Linked DNA regions of Homo sapiens: region 1 is linked to region 2. A link is an interaction called in ENCODE POLR2A ChIA-PET data of the cell type or tissue named here. Cell type or tissue: MCF 10A. All regions are shown on one strand. Links, peaks and the distances in the headings refer to the core of each region. The heading gives the core; the rest is flanking DNA.

Region 1 (5,381 bases), core at 276-5,275, 190 kb after region 2:
GCTAAGTTATAGTAGTCACCAGATACAAAATTAGATCATATTATGCTAGCCTGCTACACAGATGATATTAGCTCTTCATTTGCCAGACTAACCAGCTTGGAGTAGAATATAGAATATCTAACTTAAATTAAAACAGTTGAATTTCTCCTTGAGTCAAAACACCACAAAACAACAACAAAAAACATCTTTTCACTTATATTTTTATACGAGTGTATGTGTTTATTGTTTAGTAGCAAGAGTGAATTGGATGAAGTATCTGAATATGAGATTTTTATGTGTAGTGAATTCATATTTTTATCTTTTATATTTTCTGACACCCTCCTCCATTCATGAGTGTCCTTGAGCTGATACCTTGTGCCAGACATCTTGGAATATTTTAGAACTGTTGTGGAAAAGTGATGGTTTAACACACAGCTTTAGTTATGTCATGGTGTAAATTAAGCTCTTAAATGAAAGTGGCTAGCTTTTACTGATAGGCCGGCATGAATCTAGCTGAGAACAAATTGTTCTAATGTGATAGAGACATTATTCAAACCTGCATGCATCTGTCAACTGCCTATGGTGGCATAGTGAGATAAAGTGATCTGTAATGTTTCTGTAATGTGTCCCTGTTGCTAGCCATATTGTAACATACAGCACATCTTTTAGGCAGACAGCTTGTGTGGGCTGCATTCCACCTCAGCCTTGTAAAGATGCCAGAAGCATCAAGGTGAATTTTTAAAGCCTATTTAACTATTTAGACTTGACTAATTTCAGTGAAATCTCTACTGTATCTAATAAAGTATTTGCTAGAAGTGAGATGAAATTTCAAATTTATAACTTTTATTAGTTGTGTGACCTTAGATTGGCCAATCAGTGATCTTTCTATGCCTGTTTCCATATTAGGAAAGTATTTTAAAAGTATTTGCCTCATAAGATTGTTGTGTGGATTTAGCCAGTTAATATGTGTCAGGTGCATAGAAGAATGCCTGTCTGCCTTTATAAATGCTGGCCACCAATGCCGTCATTATTATTAACATAATTTGGGGTGAGATTAATTTCCTCTTACTGAAGGTGGATTGCTTTTTTTTTTTTTTTTTTTTTTGGAGACAGAGTCTTGCTTTGTCACCGAGGCTGGAGTGCAGTGGTGCAATCTTGGCTCACTACAACCTCACTACAACCTCCGCCTCAAGGGTTCAAGTGATTCTCCTGCCTCAGCCTCCCGAGTAGCTGGGATTACAGGTGCGTGCCACCATGCCTGGCTAATTTTTTTTGTATTTTTAGTAGAGATGGATTTCACTATGTTGGCCAGGCTGGTCTTGAACTCCTGACCCCGGGTGATCCACCCGCCTTGGCCTCCCAAAGTGCTGGGATTACAGGCGTGAGCCACTATGCCTGGCCTTTTTTTTTTTTAAAGGAAGACCACATCCCTATCAAGGATGTGGTCAACTTCAATTTTAATTTAGAAGCTCACCATTTTGACTTGTGAAATATGTCTTCAGATGTATTTACAGTTAAGGCATAATACATAATCACTACAGGGAATAAAGAAACTCTTTAAATACTGCAATGGAATGACCTAAGATGTATTATTGAGTGAAAAAAGCAAGGGGCAAAATGTGTAAATTGTTGTGTCATTTCTGTAAAAATTTGCTGTACATGCATAAAATATCCAGAAGTCTGCACAATAAATGGCATATTTTCATTTGTTGTTACTGGGAAGGGGAATTGGGTGGCTGGAAACAAAAGTGGGAGACTTTTTACACTTTTTGATAATTGGACCATGTGAATATATTCCCAAACTCAGAAGCTACACACACATATATAAATACACACACGTAAAGTAAAATAGCTATTTTGAAATTCAGATACATTTTTATTCATCCTTTATAAACATTCTTGTCTATACTACTCAAATTGACATTTAAGAGGACTTTTTTTTTTTATTAAAAAAATTTTTTTGGCTGGGTGTGGTGTCTCACGCCTGTATACCCAGCATTTTGAGAGGCTGAGATGGGCAGATCACGAGGTCAGGAGATCGAGACCATCCTGGCTAACATGGTGAAACCCCGTCTCTACTAAAAATACAAAAAAATTAGCCGGGCGTGGTGGCGGGCGCCTGTAGTCCCAGCTACTAGGGAGGCTGAGGCAGGAGAATGGCGTGAACCCGGGAGGCGGAGCTTGCAGTGAGCCGAGATTGCGCCACTGTACTCCAGCCTGGGCGACAGAGCGAGACTCCGTCTCAAAAAGAAAACAAAAAAATTTTTTTTTTTTTTGAGACAGAATCTTGCTCTGTCACCTACGCTGGAGTACAGTGACGTGAACTTGGCTCACTGCAACCTCTGCCTCCCGGGTTCAAGTAATTCTCCTGCCTCAGCCTCCTGAGTAGCTGGGATTACAGGCGTGTGCCACCACACCTGGATGATATTTGTATTTTTAGTAGAGATGGGGTTTCACCAGGTGATTCTTGAACTCCTGACCTCAGGTGATCTGCCACACCTGGCAAATATTTGTATTTTTAGTAGAGATGGTGTTTGCCAGGTGAGTCTTGAACTTCTGACCTCAGGTGATCTGCCTGCCTCAGCCTCCCCAAGTGCCAGGATTACAGGCATGAGCCACTGTACCTGGCCAAGAGGACTTTTTGTATTTCTATTTAGTTTCTTTTTTTTTCTTTAGGTCTACTTTCCAGGACTAAACTAAGAATGATATTTTGTCCTCTTTCAGGGATTTCAGTCATAATCGGTTGTCTAACTGGAACATCAGCTTGGAATCACAAACATTACAGGAAGTGTAAGTTATTTTTATTTATTTAAAGTTATGTTAAATTCCTGAGGGAACTTAATAAATTGTGATTTGTGGGATGTTTAATCCAGAGATGCCATAAAAAAATTGAAGGAAAAAATTAGTTAAAAGAAATTATTTGAAAACCTAAAATGTTTTCTTTGGCTTTGTTATTATCAGACTGTCTTGGCATTGGGTTGGTGATTTCAAGTTGCAGGCTGTGGGGGAAATATTCTACCTTCCTGGGGCTAAAAGTAAGATTTACGCCTCTTCAGAGTAAATGTGTTTTGATTTTGGCCAAGTTTTCAGCCAGTGAAACTCTGTTGTATAACCTTTTTAAATGTCTTGACATGTTATCTAAGATTGGGAGCATCATGTCTAAAGTAGATTTATATGAAATAGAGTATTCTTGATATCATATGAGAATGTAATGATTGATAGAATTAAGTTTTTCTCTTAACTAAAGTTTTTCCTTTAATACTGAGATGTATTATGTAATTTTGGAGGGAGTTTTCTAAGATATTATTAATATTAGTTTTTGCATTGTTACATTCCTAGAGGCACAACCGTTAAGGTATATAGGCCTATTTGCCTCTACAATTAACACCATCAGAACCCTGAGATTTACTTTCCTTTTTAATTCTTTGCTAACAGGGATAACTTCTTCATGCTCATTGTCTCTGCATTCTCTCCTCCTGGCCCCAGATTCACTGCTTCTAATACGTTGTGGATGAGTACACAGTTGACAAGTTTGTTAGCTGAAAGAGTAGGCACTGAGGAAAGGCCTGAAAATGCTTCAGTGGGAAGTGCATGAGCTTTATTGCATGGACTTTGTAACTTTGGTTGGTTTCCTGAAGGTCTTTACTTCTGGTTTCTTTTCTGTGTTCTAGATTGTTGAGGTTGTTCAGTGACTAAAAACCAGGTTAATGAAATGTGATTGTATTAGATTTGCTACTAAAACATTTGAGACAAACTGTTTAAAGGGCTGCTGGGATCAGATGCAACATGTTATGTTATCTGTAAAATTAGTCATAGGTTCCATCTCTGGGTGGGCTGATAAATTTCATCTGTGGTCTCAAGTAACACTCTCTAACATTTGTATAGCTTTAGAAAAAATATATATACATTTGTGTGTTGTGTGTTTATATATATTTAGAGAAAGAGAGATCTGGATGGACTGATTATGCCTTCTTTAAGGACTCAAATTAGCTGCCATAAACCCAACTTATTCAAAGAACTTTGCTTGAACTAACAATATTTAATGTGCAAAATACTTCATAACCTTTCTGATATTAATATCAATAGTAGATCAACACTATGAAAATACATTTCTTGGCCAGGCATGGTGGCTTACGCCGGTAATCCCAGTACTTTGGGAGGCCAAGGTGGGCAGATCACCTGAGGTCAGGAGTTTGAGATCAGCTTGGCCAACATGGTGAAACCTGTCTCTACTAAAAATACAAAATTAGCCGGGCGTGGTGGTGCATGCCTGTAATCCCAGATACTCAGGAGACTGAGGTAGGAGAATCACTTGAACCCAGGAGGCAGAGGTTGCAGTGAGCCAAGATTGCACCATTGCACTCCAGCCTGGGCAAAAAGAATGAAACTCTGTTTCAAAAAAAAAAGAAAAAAAAAAGAAAGAAAATACATTTCTCATTAAAACCTCTAATTTCTCAATAAATACATTTTTATTTTCGTCTAACTCATTCTGAGTCATATTCTTTTTCAAATTTGGCACCTATTCTAAAGAATATGTGTTAGCCAGAAGGTAGAATCCAAGAGGTAATATTTCCCTCACTAAACATTTAAATCTGTTTTTCCTCTTGCCTAGGAAAATGAATTACAATGAACTAACAGAAATCCCGTATTTTGGAGAACCTACATCTAATATTACTCTACTTTCATTGTAAGTTAGTAAGTTTTCAGGTTTTTTACTTAAATTATGAAAAGTATACATTTTTTTTTTAAAGCACATATATTGTTGATTCTAATTAACATTTTTGTGGCCTGGGGTGGATCAGTGGCAGCAGCTTCATTATAATCTTTGTTTTACAGAGTCCATAATATAATCCCAGAAATAAATGCACAGGCACTCCAGTTTTACCCTGCTCTGGAGAGTTTAGACCTCAGCTCAAATATAATATCAGAAATCAAGACATCTTCATTTCCTCGCATGCAGCTTAAATACCTGTAAGTAACACAGATTAAATTAGATTTACTTTAAAGCACATGTTTATGGGGACTGTTGTGGGGTGGGGGGAGGGGGCAGGGATAGCACTGGGAGATATACCTAATGCTAGATGACGAGTTAGTGGGTGCAGCGCACCAGCATGGCACATGTATACATATGTAACTAACCTGCACATTGTGCACATGTACCCTAAAACTTAAAGTATAATAATAATAAATAAATAAAAATAAAATAAAATAAAGCACATGTTTATTATTCATCAGTACCTATCCAAAAATATTTGGTTATTTATTGTGCTTTTTATATGCATATGTGAGACAAACCTAGAGTTGGTGTGTTGGGTGGTTGGCTTTGCCACTCACCCCACAAGCCCCCTAAAGAAAGATCGCACTATTGTCAGAAAATATTGGTAGATATCAAGGGTAATTTT
Region 2 (5,381 bases), core at 186-5,185:
AGAGTTGGCCCTGGTAGGAACTTACTCATGACATTGGGAGCACTGTGAGGAAGTCAGGGGACTCTAAAGGAGTAAGGAGCACCTTATCTGCATCCTTCAGTGGCCTCAGGGTCATCAGCCTTCTTCAAGTCCTTTCATGTTCACCAGAACTGTTAGAAAATTTCAATAAATTTAGTCTAAAGATCGAGTTGGTTTTTATTAGCAATTCATAAATCAAACAGCATCTCATCTAAAAATAGGTAAGTGCTCTGCTAGGATGGCAAACCAGTTTTTGTTTTTGTTTTTTTTTTTTTTTTTTTTGAGATGGAGTCTTGCTCTGTCACCAGGCTGGAGTGTTAGTGGTATGATCTTGGCTCACTGCAACCTCCACCTCCCGGGTTCAAGTGATTCTCCTGCCTCAGCCTCCTGAGTAGCTGGGACTACAGGCACGTGCCACCATGCCCAGCTAATTTTTGTATTTTTAGTAGAGATGGGGTTTCACCATGTTGGCCAGGATGGTCTCTCAATCTCTTGACCTCATGATCTGCCCGCCTCGGCTTCCTAAAATGCTGGGATTACAGGTGTGAGCCACCATGCCCAGCCTAACAGTTGGTTTTTATAAGATAGCTAGAGCAGGAGTGAGGAAACAATAATACCAAAAGCAGATTGTTAACATCAGGTTACTTCAGGTTACTTTCCTTGTAAGGGTTAAAGGAGGAGACTTCCTTAACATGCTGGTTCAGGTTGACTGGGCCTCTTCAGACTGGTTGCTATGAATCTTCTGTTTTTAGGAAAAATTGGTCTAATGGGGAATTTTCTTGCTTCCTTAAAGTTTCAACTTGATTGCATGACACTTAGCATAAGTGACTCCATTTTAATTTGTTTTGTTGGGGCCTAGTGCAGGAGCTCAGTCCAAAACAATGGCTTCCCATACATTTTATTTTACACCTTTACAATAAATGGGTAAATGTAAGTAAAGCATTTCCCTTAATTCTGTGAGCCACTCTAGCAAGTGATTGAACCCAAGAAAGGGTCTAATTTGTAAAACCTCTAATTTGTAGCTAAGTTGGACAGAAGTTGTGAGTAACATGAAGGTCTACTATTTGCAGTTGGAGTGTGAACGTGTGGAACTGAGTCTTTTTTTTTTTTTTTTTGAGACAGGGTCTCACTTTGTCACCTAGGCTTGAGTGGAGTGGCGCAATCTTGGCTCACTGCAACCTCCACCTCCTGGGTTCAAGCAACTCTCCTGCCTCAGCCTCCCAAGTATTTGAGATTACAGGCGTGCGCCACCATGCCCGGCTAATTTTTTGTATTTTTAGTAGAGATGGGGTTTCACCATGTTGCCCAGGCTGGTCTGGAACTCCTGAGCTCAGATGATCCACCCACCTTGGCCTTCCAAAGTGATTGGATTACAGGCGTGAGCCACCACGCCTGGCCTGGAACTGAGTCCTTAATCTGTGTGATCTGACACTATACCTAGGTAGATAGTATCAGAATTGAGTTTAGTTGTAAGACTCTCGGTGTCTGCAGAAAATTGGAGAATTGCTTGATGTGGAGAAAAATCCCTACACATTTGATCACAGGAGTGTTCTATGTTCAGTGTGAGTATAGAGAAAAATAATTTGCTTTTCCTATTCAGTAGCCCACAGGCCCACTGGGATCTCCTCTGTTTTCTGCCCTTCATCAGACTTGGGCTTGGGAAACACTCTGCCTTTGTTCACTTCAGTCTCCGAAATTTGGCCTGTGGACTTTTAGGGTCCTCATCATGCTATGTTGTAAGCACTGATTTCCTTTTCATGCCACCAACAGATTTAAAGCTTCTTAAAAATACAGACCAGGCTTTATTCAGCTTTTTATCTTAACCTAGCCCAGGGCCTGGCACACAGTCTGTGTTTAACAATGCTTGGCTGTCAGTTCTACCATGGTTCCTACATAGCTTTCTCTGGATGCTTTTCTCCAGGAGAAATGCAGCACTATTTTTCTCTACCTGGTTGAAATGCCACTTCCTGCAGAAGCTTCCCCAGGCCCTAAAATCACATGGCATACTTTGTGTGTGGTTCCCTCTCATCTCAAGAAGTTCACAGTTTCGTAGGGATTTAGAAGAGCAAACTAACATGTACAATGCACTGCAGTGCTAGGAAAAATTGTGAAAGACTTTTAAATGGGCAAGTAATGACTGGGTGTCTTTCAATGGAATGATGTGTGTTACAATTCTACCCTACAAAAGTGCTGGACTGTTTTATAACTCTGTAGAAATGAAGGTTAATGGGGAGGCCTGATGATGGTGTAGATGTTTTCTGTCTAGAGCTGGATGCAGGATGCAAACAACTCTGTTCATGGCAATGCAACTAAATACATTTTGTCCAGTACAGAACAAACCGCCCAAGGGGTTCACCTTGCCCTCTGCCTAGACAGAGCATTCATCAAGACAGAGGAATTGCAATAGAGAAAGAGTAATTTACACAGAGCCAGCTGTGTTGGAGACCAGAGTTTTATTATTACTCAAATCAGTCTCCCCAAGTATTCAGGGAGCAGAATTTTTAACGATAACTTGGTGGGTGGGGGAAAGCCAGTGAGCCAGGAGTGCTGATTTGTCAGAGATGAAATCGTAGGGAGTCGGAGCTGTCTTCTTGCACTGAGTCACTTCCTGGGTGGGGGCTACAAGATCAGTTGAGCCAGTTTTTCAATTGGGTGGTGCCAGATGATCCATCAAGTGCCGAGTCTGCAAAATATCTCAAGCACTGATCTTAGGAGCAGTTTAGGAAGGGTCAGAATCTTGTAGCCTCCAGCTGCATGACTCCTAAACCACAATTTCTAATCTTGTGGCTAATGTTAGTCCTACAAAGGCAATCTAGTCCCCAGGCAAAAAGGAGGTCTGCTTTGGGAAAGAGCTGTCTTTGTTTAAACTATAAACTAAGCTTCTCCCAAAGTTAGTTCGGCCTATACCCAGGAATGAACAAGGACAGCTTGGAGGTTAGAAGCAAGATGGAGTCTGTTAAGTTAGATCTCTTTGGCTGTCTCAGTCATAATTTGGCAAAGGCAGTTTTATAAGTAAAATTCCATTTTAAACAGTTATAAAATCCTACTAGTTTCCTCCTTAATTCATGATTTAAATAAATGTATGTTCATTCTCTGTGTGAGTTATGCTTTTATCATTTTGAAAACTATTCTTTAATAGTGGTATCTGTGAAAGAGTAAGCAAAATTAATACACAGTGAGCATTTATTCCATGTCAGGCACTATGCTAAGGGTTTTATAGATTTAATCATCATGGCGACCCTGTAAGTTAAGTTCTATTATTAGTTCCATTTTACAGATCTGGAAACCAAGGCCTAGAGATTAAGTAACTTTCCTAAGGACCCAGAGCTAGTAAGTGGCCTGAGATTTGAGACCTGAGATTTGAAAGACTTGCATTGTAACTGCACTTCAGTCAAGAGGGCAATTGAAATGAAATTGTGGGATCAGGTAAGGCTTCCAAATTTCGGAGGATAAGGTGTTGGTGCAGAGGGAAAAGAAGGGCGGGGCTTTCAGGTACAGGTCAGCCCTAAGAAATGCAGTTGGCCTGGAGAGCAGGGTGTGGGCTGAGGAGTGGTAAGAGATAAGGCTGAAGGAAACTTCAGGAGTTTCCTTCACAGAGGAAGGAAATCACGGAGAGCTCTGTGAGGCCAGAAGCCAAGGAGTTTGGACTTTATCCTCAAACTACAGTATTTTAAGCAGAAAAAAAAGACATGATTAGATTGAGTTGTATTATTTTTATCTTTATTGCTTTTGTTTGTAGTTATAAAAGAGGTATAGGCTTTTTTTAAATTGTTGTTAAAACAAAACAAAACATGGAGAAATTTGGCCCTTCTAGAAAAATTATTTTGGCAGCACTGTTGAGGCTCGATCCGAAGTGGTGAGTGAGAAAAGAGGGAAGCTGTTGGAAACTAAGCCAATAGCAAGAAAAACGAAGAGGAGGGGATGGAAAGGAGAAACAGTAAGCTAGCTGAATCTACAGGATTTGGCAACTGTGGCATGTCGGGGGTAGGAAAGGGTGGGAAGGAGGGGCTAGTGCACAGGGAGAGCCCCATCAAAGTACCTAGCTCAGAAAACCTACTGCAGGCCTGGTTACTCATTCTTAGCATGTAAGAACTGAGATAGTACTTGAAATTTAAAGCGAAAAGCATTGATATCAAGTTTGTACAACACCCATTCTAAAAAGCATATACAAATAGAGCCTGACCAAAGTACCCAGGCCTTTTTTTTTTTTCTTTTTTGGCCTCAAGGTGGTTAGAAGCGGGAGACAAAAAAGGGTGTTGAGAAAGGAAAAGAAAGATAAATCACAAAGACTATAACCATTTAAACCTTCTGTTGACAATTACGCACATACAGATTGTCAGCACACCAGGTGACTTTTAATCCCGGTCCAGTTCCCCTCCTGGCCCTCTTAATGGCTTCTGGCCACTTCCTCTTGGGATCTGGCCAGAGTAAGCTCAGGAAATGCAAAGTTTTAATTCTGGAATCAGTAAAGCATATTAGGAAAGGAAATCCACAAGTGAAAAAAACATCACATTATGCATTTTGAAGCCAAGGGACAGAATCAGATTGTAAATTTGTGGGGACAGGAACCATTTTACACATTTTGGTGCAGAACTCAGGGATTGGTTTAGCCATTATTCCCCCTCAGGTTCACCCAGGATTTGGTCTCTTGCATTCTTGTATGATTCCAAAGCTTCCATCCAGCACAACCTTCAGCTCTAGCAGTTAAGCTGTCTGCAGTCCCGCTTTGTGCTCCCTGACAGCAGGGGAGGATAACCCGCCAAGATGAAGGCCCAGATAAAGAGTCAGTATCTTTAATTATACTCACTTCCCTAGGATTTTGCAGGATCAGATGATAGAATATATTTGAAAGGCCTTTGTAAAATTGGATGAGCTATACAATCACTAGCTGTTCTTTATTCATTGTTGTTCTGGTTGATGACCTAACTGATACTTGCTACACTGCATTGCAGAATGTTCAAGGAGATTCAGATTTTTACAATGACTATGCACTTAATATATTAATGTTACTATGTGCTCAATGGTGTGCTGTGTACTTTCACATGTAATCCTCAAAATAATTTTATCATGTTTATCAAAGATCAGATAGATTAACTTGCTCAAAAACATAATTTTTGATTTTTTATGCTCTCCCAAGATTGGATTAGGTTTTGCCATGTGTTACCACACCACAGAAGTTACTACATATCTTCCCCACTACACTAGAAGCTGTGGGTGCTAGGAACTATATTTTGTTCACTGCATTATGCCCTCTATCCAGCTAATGGAGCCAGGCACAAAACATACATGCTACAAAAAATAGTTAGGGTGAATGAATGAAGGCTGATTTTATATCCATTGCTCTATTCTGAAAACTACTGTTT

Evidence for each region. Peaks named below come from ENCODE experiments on the same cell type or tissue, not always from the same donor. Only the 100,000 strongest peaks of a DNase experiment are listed, where the experiment ranks them.
Region 1: POLR2A ChIA-PET joins it to region 2 with 6 read pairs; 4 of 35 experiments call an interaction of 5 or more read pairs at or near these places.

Annotation. Positions count from the first base shown.
Region 1 is chr1:113,088,615-113,093,995 of GRCh38, forward strand. LRIG2 (leucine rich repeats and immunoglobulin like domains 2) reads left to right here. Exons shown (of 18, transcript NM_014813.3): 2 at 2,704-2,769; 3 at 4,592-4,666; 4 at 4,816-4,950. Among named protein-coding and RNA genes, the nearest start is that of LRIG2, 18 kb to the left of the region's middle. In MCF 10A, for the core only: no CTCF peak of the experiment used is centred there; no DNase peak of the experiment used is centred there.
Region 2 is chr1:112,901,585-112,906,965 of GRCh38, forward strand. The region is part of intron 1 of LOC124904342 (a long non-coding RNA gene); the gene reads left to right. Among named protein-coding and RNA genes, the nearest start is that of MIR11399, 22 kb to the left of the region's middle. RefSeq lists enhancers at 711-1,644, 1,645-2,576, 2,483-2,777, 4,580-5,139. In MCF 10A, for the core only: no CTCF peak of the experiment used is centred there; a DNase peak (open chromatin) is centred at 2,627.